2 separate regions of the Homo sapiens genome follow, and region 2 is linked to region 1. A link is a contact called in ENCODE Hi-C or POLR2A ChIA-PET data. All regions are on one chromosome and are shown on one strand. The core of a region is the stretch at or near the end of the contact, and the rest is flanking DNA. Distances in the headings are between cores, read along the strand shown. Region 1 has its middle 12 kb from the start of ASB6. Region 2 holds the start of PRDM12 (PR/SET domain 12).

The links. A loop is a pair of places that touch in the nucleus more often than their neighbours do. ChIA-PET counts read pairs that join two places held with the same protein, here RNA polymerase II (POLR2A).
Region 2: a map of breast epithelium shows a loop between it and region 1 (18-fold over the local background). The contact joins the promoter of PRDM12 here to the enhancer-like site in region 1. A Hi-C loop is called at or near these places in 1 of 168 maps with a recorded cell type or tissue (breast epithelium). POLR2A ChIA-PET finds 5 or more read pairs at or near these places in 1 of 52 experiments (activated T-cell).

What each region holds. Positions count from the first base shown.
Region 1 is chr9:129,649,778-129,657,654 of GRCh38, reverse strand. No RefSeq gene overlaps it. Among named protein-coding and RNA genes, the nearest start is that of ASB6, 12 kb to the right of the region's middle. Within about 2 kb of position 2,959, at least 2 of the 41 ENCODE cell types and tissues checked have a DNase peak (open chromatin) inside an H3K27ac peak, as active enhancers do.
Region 2 is chr9:130,658,361-130,666,237 of GRCh38, reverse strand. It overlaps PRDM12 (PR/SET domain 12), which reads right to left and starts at 1,644. Exons shown (of 5, transcript NM_021619.3): 1 at 1,362-1,644. The coding sequence starts at 1,584. RefSeq lists enhancers at 397-1,070, 2,361-3,202.

The DNA.
Region 1 (7,877 bases), core at 1,710-4,209:
GACTGATTTTCCACTGGAACAGTTCTCTATTTCTTACTGAGTTACATTAGTGTCATTCTTTTTTTTTTTTTTTTTTTTTTTTTTTTGAGACGGAGTCTTGCTCTGTCACCCAGGCTGGAGTGCAGTGGTGCCATCTGGGCTCGCTGCAAGCTCTGCCTCCCTGGTTCACGCCATTCTCCTGCCTCAGCATCCCAAGTAGCTGGGACTACAGGCGCCCGCCACCAAGCCCGGCTAATTTTTTATATGTTTAGTAGAGATGGGGTTTCACTGTGTTAGCCAGGATGGTCTTGATCTCCTGACCTCATGATCCGCCCACCTCGGCCTCCCAAAGTGGTGGGATTACTGGCGTGAGCCACCATGCCCGGCCTAGTGTCATTTTTAAACCATCACAACCTCTGCAAGACACTTGATCGTCAATGACTCAAGGACTAGGCCCGTTTCACAGATGGGGAAACAGAGACCAAGGACAAGATGGAATCCTGCAGCCCTTCTGGTTCAGTTGATCAGCCCCTGCAGCCACAGACCCAAGAGCCTGTTCTGAAGAAGGCAATTGAACAGGGAGGGGACACAGAGGCACACAGGCGAAGTTGTGCTCACTGCTGTGTGTCTGGGGAATCATAAACACCGCAGGCTGATGTGACTCAGACATGACTAGGTGTGACCGTGACAGACCACAGCGTTCTGTAAATATTGTGTCAGGCTGAGATTACAGTGGAGCTCCCTGCTCATCCCAGACCCCAGTCTATCCCCTGGGAAGTGGAGGCTGAGCTCGGGGGGGTAGAATATCTGGCTATCTCTCTTGGCTCGCTGCTCAACATTTCCTAGCCTTGGTTTCCTTCCTGAGGATCTCCTGACTGGGATACCCTGCTGAAGTAAGTGACTGGTGCTCAGCTCTTGGTGAGGGTTGAAATCGTACACCCCTTTGAAAAAGGTTCTGACCTACTTGCAAATTCAAAGATAAAGATGAGCTCCACAATAGCAGGGTCCCACTTAAGGAGCCTTACTGTAAGCCAGGCAATGTATTAATACTAAACCGTATTGTCTCAAAGCCTCCTTACGACTCTCATGCAAGGAAGGGAAACTGAGGCTCAGAGATCTTAAGCTCTGTGTCCCAGTAAGTTTGTCAGCCTCTCAATCATCACGCCAAGTTGTTCCATGAGAATTAAGGGCCAGGAAGTTATCTTTTTTTCCTTGAAGAATTATAGTCTCTCCTTTAAAAAAACAACAAACAAACAAACAAAAAAACAAATAATGAAACCTGGGCAACCTGCTGTATTCCCCTTTTTGCCTTGGCTACCAGGAAACCCAGAGCTAGTGTTATGATGTAATCACAGTAGCTCTATCTGTCCAGGTGGCAAGTCAGTGTATTAGCCCCCCTTTTCTTCTCCTCCCACATGGTTCTTTGTTTTCCTGTTTTTGTTTTAAATCTTTTATAGGTGCTGGCCCCACATTCGACACTCTCCAGCTGCCGGACATTGATTGGGTCACTTCACCTCTCTGGGTTTCAGTTTCCATCCTTGTGAAGCCATAGGTAATAATAGCACCTCCCTGCTAGGGTTCTGAGAATCAAATGAAAAGATCCATGTATAATAAAAAGCCTAGCAGGAGCCCATATGTTGAAAATATTCAGTGAACATCACCTATGGATGGGAAGAAAGGCTTCGAGAAAGCCAACATAGAGAGAGAACCTGTCCTAAGTGGGAAGATCCTGCTGGGTTCAAGGCCGGTCCCACTGTGGGCTTGCGTGTGACTTTAGGCAACTCACTTCCCTCTCTGAGCCTCAGCTTCCTCACTGTAAGCTGTTTGCTGTGCCCTCTTGACGCTGTAGATGAGAGTCCAAAGACTTTGTGTGTCCTTTTCACCATGAAGTCCCCAAAGCCTTACACAGGAGAAACTGCTACAGGAGGCGGGGGCAGCTGGCACATAGCAGGGCTCCCTACACGGCGAGCCCAAGAGTGAGCATCTGGTGGAATGCTGGTGGTCAGGGTCTCCACTGCCCACCTGGCAGGAAATGACCGGCACCAGGGTGGTGGACTGTACTTTGGCCAATCCTGTGGGGGCTGTTAGGTAGGTTGGAATCCTGAGGACCCAGCAGAGCAAGGACAGGCCCAGATCTGGGTGTGGAAACAAATGACAAGCTACTTTTGGGTGCCTACTTGGCGCAGGGCTCCAGGAGAGCAGGGCTGTAGGCCAGGCAACCCCCTTGCCACCCCTCAGGGACTGCAGGCTTCACAGGGAGCCCAATGGGAAACAATCCTGAATGATTCACACCACCATGATTTATTGAGCACCTACTATACACTGAGGCATCCCGGGTGTGCACCGGGCCGTGAACCCCAGTGGGCCTCTTGAGGAGATGCTACGGTCCAGCTGTGGCAGCCTGGTTACTGCAGACTGAACTCGGACAGGCTTGACCACTCTTCCAACAAAGACGTCTTCCAAACTGTGGGCTTTGGGTTTCTGGGACAGACACAGCTCCCAGGATGACCCTTGCTGGAGAACTCCCTTCAGTTACAAATGGGGAAACTGAGGCTCGGAGAAGAAAGGACTAACCGCGAATCTGGGACCCAACTCCCACTACTGCTCTCCAAATTGTCTCCTGGCAAACTTTCCCCACTCTCCCCTGTCGTTCCTTCCCTGGGAGTCGTGGGAAGGATGCCTGAGGCGAGGGGCACAGGCTGAGGCCTGGGGGGCCCTGAGACTTCCCAGAGCCTTCTGGAGCCCTCAGGGCCTGCCTTCCTCCCTCCCCGGGCCCTACATCTTGCTGCGATTCCCCTGCGGTGCGGTGGAGCTGTGTGAGGCTGTCCACTGCACACAGCGTGGGGGGGCATGTGAGGATGGGGAGCACAGTGGCTGACGACCAGGCGGGGCTGAGGATTGGGACCAGGCTCTCAGCTCACGGGCTTAATTGGGGATATAATAGTTATTATTATTTATAACTTACTCTTGAACCCGCGCCAGGAGGGTGTATTCACAGCCTGCACGATCCAGGCAGGCGTTAAATAATTAAACCAAGGGCCTAATCGGCGGCGAAACTCCCCGTGGGCTCCCACTTCCTTAGTCCGCTGATTGCTGATATTTTGGGAGTGAAATATGATCATGTTTACGATCAAAGAGATCAGAGTTCCAAAGGAAAGAAACGGAAAAAAGGAGGAGGGGGTGCGGACTCTTCCAGTTTTCTTTTCCTCTGAGTTAGTGGTCTGGTAAAGTTTCTTTAAACGTGCAAAGATTTACACACCTTTCTGCAGGCAGCCTTAAATTACTCCCCGATCCCTCACACATTTCCCTGAGCAGTGCAGGAACAGTAAGTCATTGAGAAAGGAGCAGGCCTCCCCGTAATCACTCCGGCAGCCTTTGAGAAAGAGAATGTCTAATGACTTTTTTTGAAGTCGAGGTCAAGGTTTTTTAAATAAAACAATCTGTATTAATGCAATTTCCTTTTTAGCTGTAGCATTGGATTTTTTTTTTTCTTTTTGGAAATAGGAGGCAGGGCAGGGAAGGACATCATTTTTCTCTCACCAGACAACGCGTCCCTAATGAGATACATTTATTTAAAAATCTGTATATCATCACCCTGTCAGGGCCTCCAAGCGGGACCCTGAGCCTCCCCGTTGGTTTGTTTCAGATTAGCGGGACGTGTGAATGGCCCTGCAGTCTGGCTTGCTCTCCCGGCCACTGGTCTTCCCTCTCCCTCTCCCTCCCGGGGAGTTCAGTGCAGGTAGCCGTATTTTATGCCCCACCATACCCTGCCCCATCAAATCACCCAGATCTCAGTACAGCAAATTTGGCCTCGGATCCTGGCCTCGGGTCCTCCACCCTCCCACCCACACCCCACCTGCCTCCCGCTGCTCAGCCCTGAATCCTCAGATTCCTGGAGGCCTCCCTCCTTTGCCCCAGGAGGAAATAGCGCCCAGTGGTGATGCCAGTGACTCCGCCCCACACAGATCTGAGTTCGAGTCCCAGCTCTGCCTCTCACCAGCCCACTCACTGAGCCAGCCCCCAGTTTCCTCAAACCTTCGTGTCTTGACAACAAGCCTGGGGTCCACTAAACAGCAGCGGCCACCATCCGGGACTGGGGAGGGGCACTGGGGATAAAGCTGTGATCAGATGGCCCAGAAATGCAGGGAAGTCACTGAGCCAATATTGATAGCGAATGTAGGAGCAAGAAGATCAGGGACCATAAGGGAGGGGGAGAGAGGGGTATCAGGGAGGGCTTCCCTGAGGAAGAGGCATTCAGCCCACTGTTTTTGTTTGTTTGTTTGTTTTTTGAGACAGAGTCTCACTCTGTCACCCAGACTAAAATGCAGTGGCACAATCTTGGCTCACTGCAACCTCCACCTCCCAGGTTCAAGTGATTCTTGTGCTTCAGCCTCCCAAGTAGCTGGGATTACAGACATGCACCACCATGCCCAACTAATTTTTGTATTTTTAGTAGAGACGGGGTTTCACCATGTTGGCCAGGTTGGTCTCGAACTCCCGACATCAGGTGAGCCGTCCACCTTGGCCTCCCAAAGTGCTGGAATTACAGGCGTCAGCCACTGCATTCGGCCTGTTTTTCCTTTTCTTTTCTTTCTTTTCTTTTTTTTTTTTTTTTTTTTGAGACAGGGTCTCACTCAGTTACCCAGACTGGAGTGCAGCGGTGCAATCACAGCTCACTGCAACCTCAATCTCCCGGGCTCAAGCGATCCTCCCACCGCAGCCTCCCTAGTGGCTGGGACTACAGACACACACCACCACACCTGGCTAATTTTTTTATTTTTTATTTTTAGTAGAGATGAGGTCTTGCTGTGTTGCTCAGGCTGGTCTCCAACTCCTAAGCTCAAGCAATTCTCCCATCTCAGCCTCCCAAAGTGCTGGGATTACAGGTGTGAGCCACCGTGCCCAGCTGAGCCCACTCTTGCAGGTGGAGCTGCATTCAGTAGGTGTAGGAGGGCCAGGTCTAGATGTGGCCAGGCAGGAGACCTAGCACGTGCAAAGGATCCTCAGAGCACCTGGCTTTACCTGCTCCCGGGGGCTGCAACTCACAGTAGCATTTTTGGTATCACTGTGCCTCACTTTCCCCTGCATGCCCAAGAGCTCAAGTTTTATATATATATATATATAAAATATATAAATTTCTATTTTATATAAAAATTATATATATAAATTTTATATAAAAATATATAAGTATATATATTTACATATATATATATATATATTTTTTTTTTTTTTTTTTTTTTGAGACAGAATCTCACTCTGTGGCCCAGGCTGGAGTGCAGTGGCGCGATCTCGGCTCACTGCAGGCTCCACCTCCCGGGTTCACGCCATTCTCCTGCCTCAGCCTCCGGAGTAGCTGGGACTACAGGCATCCGCCACCACGCCCGGCCTATATATATTTTTTGAGACAGAATCTCACTCTGTCGCCCAGTCTGGAGTGCAGTGGCATGATCTTGGCTCACTGCAACCTCTGCCTCCCGGGTTCAAGTGATTCTCTTGCCTCAGCCTCCCGAATAGCTGGGACTACAGGTGCGCACCACCATGACCCGCTAATTTTTGTTGTTGTAGTAGAGACAGGGTTTCACCATGTTGGCCAGGCTGGTCTCGAACTCCTGACCTCAGGTGATCTGCCTGCCTCAGCCCCCCAAAGTGCTGGGATTACAGGCATGAGCCACCACGCCCGGCCTCAAGTTATATTTTTAAACTCTGTATGCACCAAGGTTATGGGACATCCATAGGTGCCTGGCCATCTGTAGACCTGGCCCCCCTACATCTCCTGAATGCGGCTGCACCTGCAAGAATGGGCTCGGCTGGGCACGGTGGCTCACGCCTGTAATCCCAGTACTTTGGGAGGCCGAGGTAGGAGGATTGCTTGAGCTTAGGAGTTGGAGACCAGCCTGAGCAACACAGCAAGACCTCATCTCTACTAAAAATGTACCAAGCTCTTTCCTCTGCTCACCCTGGGCTGGACACTGGGGACCAGGTAGAGTGGCCTCTGCCCTTGGGGCCACAGCCAAGAGAGGAAGACTGAAGTCGGCCGTTCCACTCACGCAGTGGAGGAGAATGCAGGTGCCACGGCAGAAGCAGGATTGGACATCAGTCACCCTGGCAGGATGGGAGTAGGGAAGGGGCCCCTGGCTGTCTGGGGACGAGGGCTCCTCTAGGGGGAAGTCTCTGCAGGGGCTGAAGCCAGCTTTGAAGCAGGTAGCAAGGGGCTGGAGTTGGGTTTTAGGAGCCGGTGTTGAGTCTTAGAGGGGAGAGGGTTACCCCAGAGGTTGCTTGCCCAGGCCAGAGGCCATGTTCTCCGCCTGCAGGCATGGCTGAAAGGCCTTTGGGAGACTCGTGTGGGCCTGGGCGCTCTGGAACCTGGGAGGAACCAGTAAGCTTGGAGACCGGGGACAGATGGCTCATGTCATATGCTGGAAACTGTCTGAAAGAGGGGACCAGGCCAGTGTCAGATAGCTCGGCCTTGGGGGTCAAGGTGAGAAAACCATCCGCCATTCCCAGGCCATGAACACCCACCCTGGACCAGCCCGGTGCTGGGACCTGGGGCCGGGAGGGTTCCTCCTCCAGAGGGGCAGAGAGAGAGGCCCCATTGCCTCTGCCCCCACCTCCTCTCTCAGTTCACTCCTGCCCAGGTGGAGGGCCCACTTCAACCACCACTGACTGCCCAGGCGAGGCCACCTGGCCCTGGCTCCCGCTAGCACTCGGCACCTAGCACGCCCCAGGCTTGCTGGGAGCTTCAGGCCCAACAACCACACTGCTGCCTCCCTAGAGCCTAGCCCAGTGCTTGGCACCAGCAAGCACAAACTCCACAGCTGCCAAATGACATCATCACAACCCAAGTGACCCATGCAGCATGTCTAGACAGTACCCAGACAGACTGAGGACCAGATCCCGGCACTGCCACTCCTGTACCTTGTCATCTTGGGCTAGTCACATCCCCTGTCATCTGCAAACAGGAATAATGACAGTATCTATGACCTAGGTGTGTCGGGAGGGTTCACCCCACGAGGCATGTACCAAGCGACTTAGGGGCTTGATCAATGCTGGCCACCCAAGGGATGCTTGGCCTGGTATGTTGGTTTCTGCAATTCTCTGGGACTTGACTTCCTTTGTTTGTCTGTAAAATGGGTCTTTAACCCTTGTCATCGCTTACACCTTCATAACCACATCCCAAAGCCCAGCCTGGCCCACCTCCCCCTCCTTCCTGCCTCTGCCTCTCTCGGTCCTTCTTGATCGGTTTTTCTGTCTCTCTCTGTGTCCATCACGATTTCACTGTCTTCATTTTTTGGTTTCTGTCTGCCTTGTCTCTCTCCCTCTCAATCTGCCTGGAATTCTGTCCCAGAGGAACCAATACTCCAAGGCTCGACTACATTCCCTTTTACAGCAGTGAGATGGGAAGAGGGAGAGAGAGAGAAAGAGAAGGGGGAAAAAAAATCAAAGCCCACATATTGGTTCCAGATGTGGCCCTCTCTCTCAGCCCTCTCCAGCAATTTAATTAAATTCCCCCAGACAGCCAGGAGGGTTTCTTAATGATCAAATTTCCCCAGCTCTCCTCCTCGAACAGCCCTTGTTCGGGTTCACTCCGTCTCCCTGACGGATGGCCGACCGGATTCTTCCTGCCGTCGGCGCTGCCAAGCTGGGCCAGTGGGGGTGGAGTGGGGGGCTTCCCAGGGAGCACAAAGGACTCTGGCCCCCTGCCTCTGCCCTTGCCACTTCCAAAGGGGTCTGAGTGCTCCTGAACCCACCCTGGGTCAGACTGCAGTGGCTGGAGGGGCCCCAGCGGCCCCCACCCCAGAGCTCTGACCTTGGGGCTGGCCTGCCAGCGACTGATGCCAAGTGGGTGCCAGCCAGGGTGAGATGGGGGAATCTTTGGGATCAGGACTCTGGGCCCATTT
Region 2 (7,877 bases), core at 395-2,894, 1.0 Mb before region 1:
CTGAGGCCAGGTCCTGCAAGGAGGTGAAGGCCAACCGGAGACTCTTTCGCCTAGTCGGCTTCCGGGAGCCCACTGTGTGTCCAGGCTCTGGGCACTGGCAGAGGAGCCGGGCCGTGATCAGCGCTGGGGACAGACCTCGGGCTGGCAGGTGTTGGAGGTGCCAAAGAAGCACCGGCAGCAGCTGGCCAGGCTCTGCGCTCGCTGTGTGACCCCGGGCGCGCCCGAGTCCCTCTCTGCTCCCAGGCCCTGGGGTGCCAGGGAGGGCGGCGCCCGGGCTCAGACAAACCCCGATGTCATCTCTCTGGGCGGGGAGGAGCCGCGGCGGCCCCCAGCTCCCCGAGGGTTCCCCTGTCGGGCATCTGCGGCAGGGCTGGAAGCGGCGAGGCGCACAAGGGCGGCCTCCATGTCTTACAAGGTTCCCCTCTAAGCTACCTGGGAAAATACCCGGCGAGCGGGCCGGCTGAAAGGGGGGGGTTAAACGGTGTCCATTGCGGCGCGGCGGGCAATTTGTCACGCTGTTAAAGTGATCGCATTCATTCGGCTCCATTCGAAAGAAATTGCTAATTCTAAATTCATTAGCCCTGGAAGAATGCTGTAGCAGTAAATTGTAGCTCAATGCGGAGGGGACTTGTTTAAAAGGGGCCGAGGAATTCCCCTTACAAAAAAGGGGGATTAGATGGTTGACATAGCGTGAATGGAAGTGGAATTAGTCTTCACGGTAAATTAAGAGAGGAACAGAAATCGTAAAGGGGGAAAAGAGGGCGACGCGCAGAGATGCCAGAGCCAGGGAAAGATATTGTTTGCGGGTTGATGAATGAGGAATAAGAACTTGAGACATCTTAAAGAAAAGAAACTTTTCTCGCTCTCTCTTTCTCTCCCTCGCTCTCCCCGCGGCTTTTTCTCCCCGCCCGCCCTCCCTCCACCCCCTCCCCAGCCCCGGCTGCCTTTTAAAGTTCTTGGTTTAAGTGGGAACTTTCGTGGGTCAAGCCCAAGTTAACTAAATGAATTTAAAACCCCTTCTTTTTGAGTCAACTGCTATTACACGCCTAGTAAGGCTGTAAATGCCGGGAACCCGCCAGCTCAAGCGCAGGAGGGGAAGGGAGGGGCCGGCGGGGGCGTCGGGGCCGAGCGACGGGGTCGCCGGGGTCGGTCCTTGAGCCGGGTGGGCTGCGGAGCTGCTTGGTGGCTCGCGTCCTGGTTTGGCCCATGGGGAAACTGAGGTGCACCGAGCGCCGGGAGAGCCCAGGTTGGCGCGAGTAGCAGCGAGGCCGGGTATCCCAGCCGCGTCTCGCGCATCGCCAGGACGGGAATGGGGGTCGCCGGGAGGAGGGATTGCGCCGGGCTCCGACGGCTGGACTCACCGCCGGAGAAGGACTGCGCCAGCACCTCGGCGGTGAAGGCTGTCTTGGGGCTGGCGTGGTGGCTCTTGTCCTCGAAGAGCTGCTCCCCGAGCACGTTGCGCCAGCGGCCGTACAGGAAGCTGTGCAGGATGTCGGAGGTGATAACCTCGGCCAGCGCCAGTCCCGGCGCCTTCAGCCCGGTCTTGAGCACCAGGGCCTCAGCCGGGAGCACGGAGCCCATCATGGGCGGCCCGGAGCTCCCCGGCGCCGGGGGACGGCCGGGCCGACGGGGGAGGTGGGCGGGCGAGAGGGGAGCCCAAGGGGCGAGAGGAGAGCGCTGCGATGGAGAAGGAACCAGAGCAGGGGGAGGACGGAGAGGAGGAGGACGCAGGAGGGAGCGGGAGGTGAGGGGGCGACTGGGAGGAAAGCGAACGAGGGGGAGAGGGGAAGAGAGATGGTGAAATCTGTAGAGATGGCAAAGGCGGCGCGGAGGGTGGAGAGACGCGGGTGGAGGCGGAGGCGGGTGCGGGGGGTGCAGGGTGGGTGAGAGGCGGGTGGTTGCAGGGAAGCGGCAGCAAGGGGCTCAGGCGCGCGCTAGCCTCTCGCACACTCGGCCGGGGCCGTCTTCCCCTTGGCAAAATCTCAGCGCCTTTATAGGAGCCGCAGTGACCCTCCTAATTGGTTATTAATGACCCCCTGACGTCGGAGGACAGACTTGTTGTACCCGGCTGGGCTCGAGGAGCCTTCGTCGCGAGAGCGCGAGGGGCGGGGGCGCGCGGACCGCTCCAAACAGTACCCCTCCACTCCTCTCTCCCCTTCCTGGTCCTTCCTCCCCCCTCCTGTTTTTCCTTCTCTCCCCGTGGGAAGCGCAGGGCAGGGAGGGAGGCTCAGCCGGCTCTGAGGAGAGGAGGGGACGGAGAAGGGGAGGGGGTGCGGCGAGGCTCTCTAGGACTCCAGGGACCAGGCTAGACAAGAGGGGACGCCTGGCTTCGGGCCCCGCGCTCCCCTCAGGCCTGATCTATGTTCACCGGCCTGGCCCAGCCCGGCGTTCACCTTTACTTTGCTGCCCCGGCTGGCCGGCCCAGCCCTGCACCGCTCTCCCTCCCCGGCCAGAGCCCGCGTCCTCTTCCCTCTCCGGCCCTGCACTCCCCGGGCCGCCACAGTCGCCCCGAGCTCGCGCGCAGCCCTAGTTGCCACGCGGATCCCCTGCTCAGACTGCGCTGCTGAAGCCGGCGCTTCGCTTCATACGGGCCGCGCCAACTCGGTCGCTGTGCACGGTCGGGTGCGAAACTCCTCCGCGGGCTCACGGGGCTGCCGAGGCGGGGCCGCAGCGGCCGTCGGGGCTGGGGCTGGTCCCGGCCTGAGACAGCTTCATGGAAGGCCAGGCTCCCGGCCCTTGCGGGGCCAGGTCGGGGGTCGAGATGGGCGGACAGGAATCGCCCTGGCAGCCTGTCTCTGGGAAAAGAATTTCCTACGGGATATAGGGGGATTGAAAGGGGTCCCGAGACCCTTCCTAGGTGGGAGCAGGCGTGCCTGAGAGCGAAGTCCCTCAGAAACTGCAGGCAGCTCCGCGAGAGGCCTCAGTGCGGGTTCGGCTTGCGGCCCGGCTTTCCGGCTCCTTGCTGAGCTGCAACCTCGGGAAGCCGGTGGCGTTGCGGCGCCCCTTCCTTCTTGCCTCCTAGTTCTTTCTTTCTCCTCTGCCTCTCTCTTCTTTCCCTTCCTCTCCTCTATTCCTCCTGCCCATCATCCCAGGAGCAGACTTGCTTTGCGGCGGTTTCGAGGCACCTCGGAGCCCAGCGATCCCCTCTCCCGAAGCAGGTAGCTGCTGAGCCCAGCGGAAGGCCCCGCTTCCTGCAGGCTTCGCGGCTCCCCAGTGTCAGCCTCAAGCCTCGGACCCCAGGCCCTGACATGCTGGGTGAGGGAGCTCACCCCACCTGCCGCACTTCTGGCTCCCATCACCAGCCTACAATTTCAGATGCCGCTAACAGAGGTGCCTGGACCCTCTCGGCGTGGGTCAGGCTCACGGATTAGTCTCCGCTGGACTGTGTGGACTCCCTAGACCTTCTCCTCAGCGCGGAGGACTTGGGTGGAAGAACAGCGAGCTGACCTCCCATGAGCGAGACCCTGTCCAAACGCCTGTTGGCATAGACGCCCCTCCACCACCCGGACGCGCCTTGGCTAAGAGGGTCTCACACCTGGCGTCCAGACTCCAGACCCCTGGTCCCCAGTTCCTGCCAGTAGTCTCCGGCATCCCCCGTCCCCGTTGGGACGCAAAGGGAGGAAGGCGGCGGTAGCTGGCCTTCAGACCCTGCGTCCGGGTCCGCCCGAGGCTGGAGCCCAAGGAAGGGCACACCTGGCAGAAGGCAGGACCGTTGGGCAGGGCGCCAGCAGAGGGCAGCGCTGCTGAGGAGGGAGGTGGGTTAGGGTCGCCGAACCCTCCACTCATTTTTCGACGCAGCTTGTGGGTCGCATCGGCTCCCTGGCCAGAGCTCGAGTCTGAGGGGGCGTATGGAGTCCGATGGCTCCTGCAGGGGAGCCTCACCGGGGCCTACTTCTTGGCTTCTGGGAAGACCTAGGTGGAGAGGACAAAGTGCTAGGAGCGAGGGAGACGACGTCGGGGAGCGCTGCCAGGAGCCAAGCGCTGCGGCAGCTCCCAAGCCCCGAAAGCGACCTCAGTTCCTCCAGGACACCAAAGGGGGATAAGGACTGCTGTGTGTCCTGTGGACTGCCCCTTTCCTCTCTGGGCCTCGGTGTCCCTGTCTGTGCAATGGTTTGAGTTGGACTTTGTGAACTGAGGTTTCTTTGCTTGGTCTCTCTTTGGGTAAGATCACTTTACCCCACGACAACCCCGAGGATTTTGCCCTCTCCAGGGCCACGTCCCACTGCGGGAAGCCCTCAGGTCTGTGCATCCTCCGTGCTGGGGTGCAGCGTTTGGGTCCTGAACCCCGGCTTAGAGTTAGAGGCTTGGATTCCGCTGGCGCAGTGACCACGGGCTCGGACTGCGGCCAGGGAGTCCCATTCCTCTCCTCCGGACCCGCAAGCCCGGAGAGCAGTACTGGGAGCCGGGCAGAAGCGGAGCGCAGAACGTCCTCCCAGCTGGTGCGCCCAAATCTCCACCGCGCTCACATTTTGTGCTTCTAGTCTAGCGGCAAAACCCACCTGGACCCCCGCCCGGGGAAAAAGGAGCCCGTAGGTAGCGCCCAGTCTCAAGGTGCATTGAAATAGGGAGCAAGACCCTGTGCTCACATCTCCCCGGGAGGAGATTTCGAGGGGAAACATTCCGGGCTTTCCCAGCGGATGACCCGTGTTATTTTGTCATTTTCCGCGGGGCCCAGGCGCGGAATGTGCTCGCGCAAAAGCCCCCTCCCCTCGGCCGGGCCGGAGCTCTCAGGCTCCGTCGCCCCCCTCGCCCGCTGGCCGCCACTTGGCGATCTCTTTAATATTCATGGGCGTTAATAGAGAGGCCCTCAGTATATCGGTCCATTGTGGGCGGCTCGTAGGACTTGAATAGGCCTCGGCCCCCTTTCTTCGGCGCGGCTTCCCGAGGGGCCGGGCCAGGAGTGAATGGCCCCGCTTCCCGCTCCGCGCCCCCTCCCCCTTTCAGGGAGAACATCTTTATCCTCTTCTCCGCTGCCGCCGCCGCCCGGGCCCCCATTCACGCGGCCCCGGCTCCGGGCGGAACGAATCAATTTGCCGCGGCTCTTCGGAGGTCATCCTCGCCGCCCGGGTGCCCTCTTCCCCTGAGCCCACGGGAGTGGAGAGAGGGCCGCCGCGGCAGGCCGACGGCCCCACGGAGGGACATTGAAGGGGAAGTGGAGGAGAAGAGCAGGGGCGACCCGGAGGGGTGGCTGGGCCGGGGCGGGCAAGACAGTCTCAGGGCCCGGCAGCCGCCCGGGGTTGGCTAATTTCTAGTTGTTGCCCCGCTCAGGGCGGAGCGCCGAGGGGAAGGAGGCCGCGGCCCAAGCCCGGAGGTCCGTTCGTCCTCCCCTTGAGGCACCAGCGCGCGTCCCTTCGGCCCGGCTGAGGCACCTATGAGAACGGGGGCGTGTGGGACAGCCCAGGGCCCCGCACGACGCTTTCGTTCTCGCCGGTGCGCCGGGGCTTAGCTCCGGGAGAGCCAGGTCCCGACAGTGCGCTTCAGGGGGACGCTCGGAAGGGCGGCCGGCTTCGCGGCTCCTGCGCCCTCGCTCTGGGGCCCGGGCCTGGGTGCGGGGGAGGGGGGTGCGAGTCGGTCAGGCGGGGCCAAAGCGCACGGGTCCCCGCCCTGCCCGCCCCGCCGGCCCTCAGAGGCGCAGAAAGAAGCCCATTGTCCGCCGAGAAATACATTTTTGGGGGCCGAGTGAAAGCCCGTCTTTCTTTTGAACTTTAGAAGAAAGTCTCCTGTTCTCGCCCCTCGGAGGGAGAGATTTGTCCCCCCTCCCGGGAGCTCCGCGCGCCTCCTCCTCCCGAAACATCTGCCGGGGGAAAATCCACCCTGGAGGGCAGATCGCGCTCGCTTTAAGCCTGGCGAACTCATTAAAAAGATATTAGCGGCGGGGGCAGGTCCCGCGCAGGTATCGATCGGCCGGAATGAGCCCGAGGAAGAAAAGGCGAAGAATGCGCCCGCGCCGCGCTCAGACGCCCACCCGCCCCGCCCAGCCCCTGCGCCCCAGCCCCGCATAGGGAGAGGGGCCCCCGCGCCGCCTCGCACTGTCTGTGAGTCCCGCGGCCCGCGGTCCAGCCGCCCCCACCCGGGCTCCTCGGCACAGCCCCTCGGCAACCCTCCCCTGCCGGTGCTGCGCTCCGTCCTGGCTTCCCCTGCGCGCAGGTTCCCGGCCGCTCCCCTCCTCCGCCCGCTGCCGTCGCGCGCCCAGCATCCGCGTCTCTCTTCTCCCCCTCTCCTTCTCTTCCTCCTTCCCCAGCGCTCCCCTCTTTCGCTGGCGCTCCGACTCCCTCTCCAGCTTCGCACACCCTCTCCGCTTCCTCCTCGCACGTCTCTCTCTGGCTTTCTGAGCCTCAATCTTTCGCAGTGGCCCAGGAAATTCCTTCCTCGCGTGGGGCCCGCGCCGCTCCCCTCCCCCCACCCCCGTTCCCCGTAAGACGGTTCAGGGTTCCAGGGCGCCCCCGCCGGCGCGTACAAAGGCGCGGCTGGCTGCCAAGGCGGGTGGGGGCGAGGCCGAAAAAAACGGTTTCAACAGACGTGACTCGGGGCCAGGCCTGCGCGGGGCTGCCGGCGGAGTGGCGGCCTCGGCTCAGTGAATGGGGACAGCGGCCCCCTCTCCCACCCCACCCCTGTCCCCTCCCAATGTAATTAGCTTTCAAGGCTCGGGAGAGACAAAGGCGCGCCCCGGGGCGCCCACGTGGAGTGCGTAGGCGCGAAGTCGGCGCCCCGACCGGCAGGTGACTGGCACGCGAGTCTCCCCAGGCGCCCAGGGGCGGAGGAGGGGAAGCCCCTCCCCTGCGCCTCTCGAACCCCCTTCCATCGCCCACACCCCGGTCCCCAGGCCAGCGATGCCAGCGCCACAGCCCAGGCTGATCAAGGCGGCGGGAACGACGGGAGAGACGCCGGGGACACCAGGAGACCGGGCGGTGGGAGAGACAGAGGCGCAGGCTTCTGGAAGCAGAGGGGGCGAGACAGGGGTCGGGGGAGACTGAGGCAAGGCGATGCCGAGGTGGAGGGAGCAGATGAAAGGCCGAGTCGGAGACGCAGGGGTACAAAGACTCGGAGATGAAGGAAGCAGAGGGGGAGAGGCACGGCTTCCGAAAGAGCGGGAGGCCTGGAGAGGCTTTCAAGAGCTGGATCACCAAGAGGGAGCAACAGGGTGCTACAGAGAGACTGGAGTGTGAGGGCAAAAGGAGTCCTGGGGAAAACAGCAGGGAAAGGTTGAAGAGGGCAGGCTGGTTGGGGTCTGTGGGAGGCAGGCGCCCTCCCTGTCCGTCTTCCCTGGCCCCTCCAGCCTCCAGCTCACCCTCCTCTGTTGCCTGCCCCTCTGGTGGGTCTAGGGGCAGCCAGAAGGAGCCCTCTCCGACCCATTCACAACCTCCTCTTCTGCCCGAGTCCCTTCCCACCCCACACCCAGCCCTTCCTCCACAACTTCCCTGAGCCGCCTCCTGCCTTCCAGAACCTTGCACTCAATTCCACCTGAAATGTCCTCCCTGCATTGCCCCAGAGCAGACAGGGGGTTGGAGTCAGGGGGCTGTGCCCTGACTGCTGCTCCCTGAGGCCACCTGCTGCCATCCAGACCATCTCCTGCCTCATGGGGAATCATTGCATTGTTCAACAAACATTTTTTGAGCACCTACTATGTACCAGGTCCCATACAAGGCCCTGGGGGCACCAAGTGACCAGGGCAGACCCAGTTCTTGCCTTCTCAGACCACCTTCCAAGCGGTGCACCCTGGTAGGCCAGAGCTTCTCCTAGGTCGCCCTGGTGGCTCTGAGGTCTCTCTTGACAGCTTTCTCTGAGGGCTCCTGCTGAAATGGCTGTGACTTCATTTGTAGAGTGGGAACAATAACCAGGCCTGTTTGTGATGCCTCACGTATCAGGTGAATGAGCTC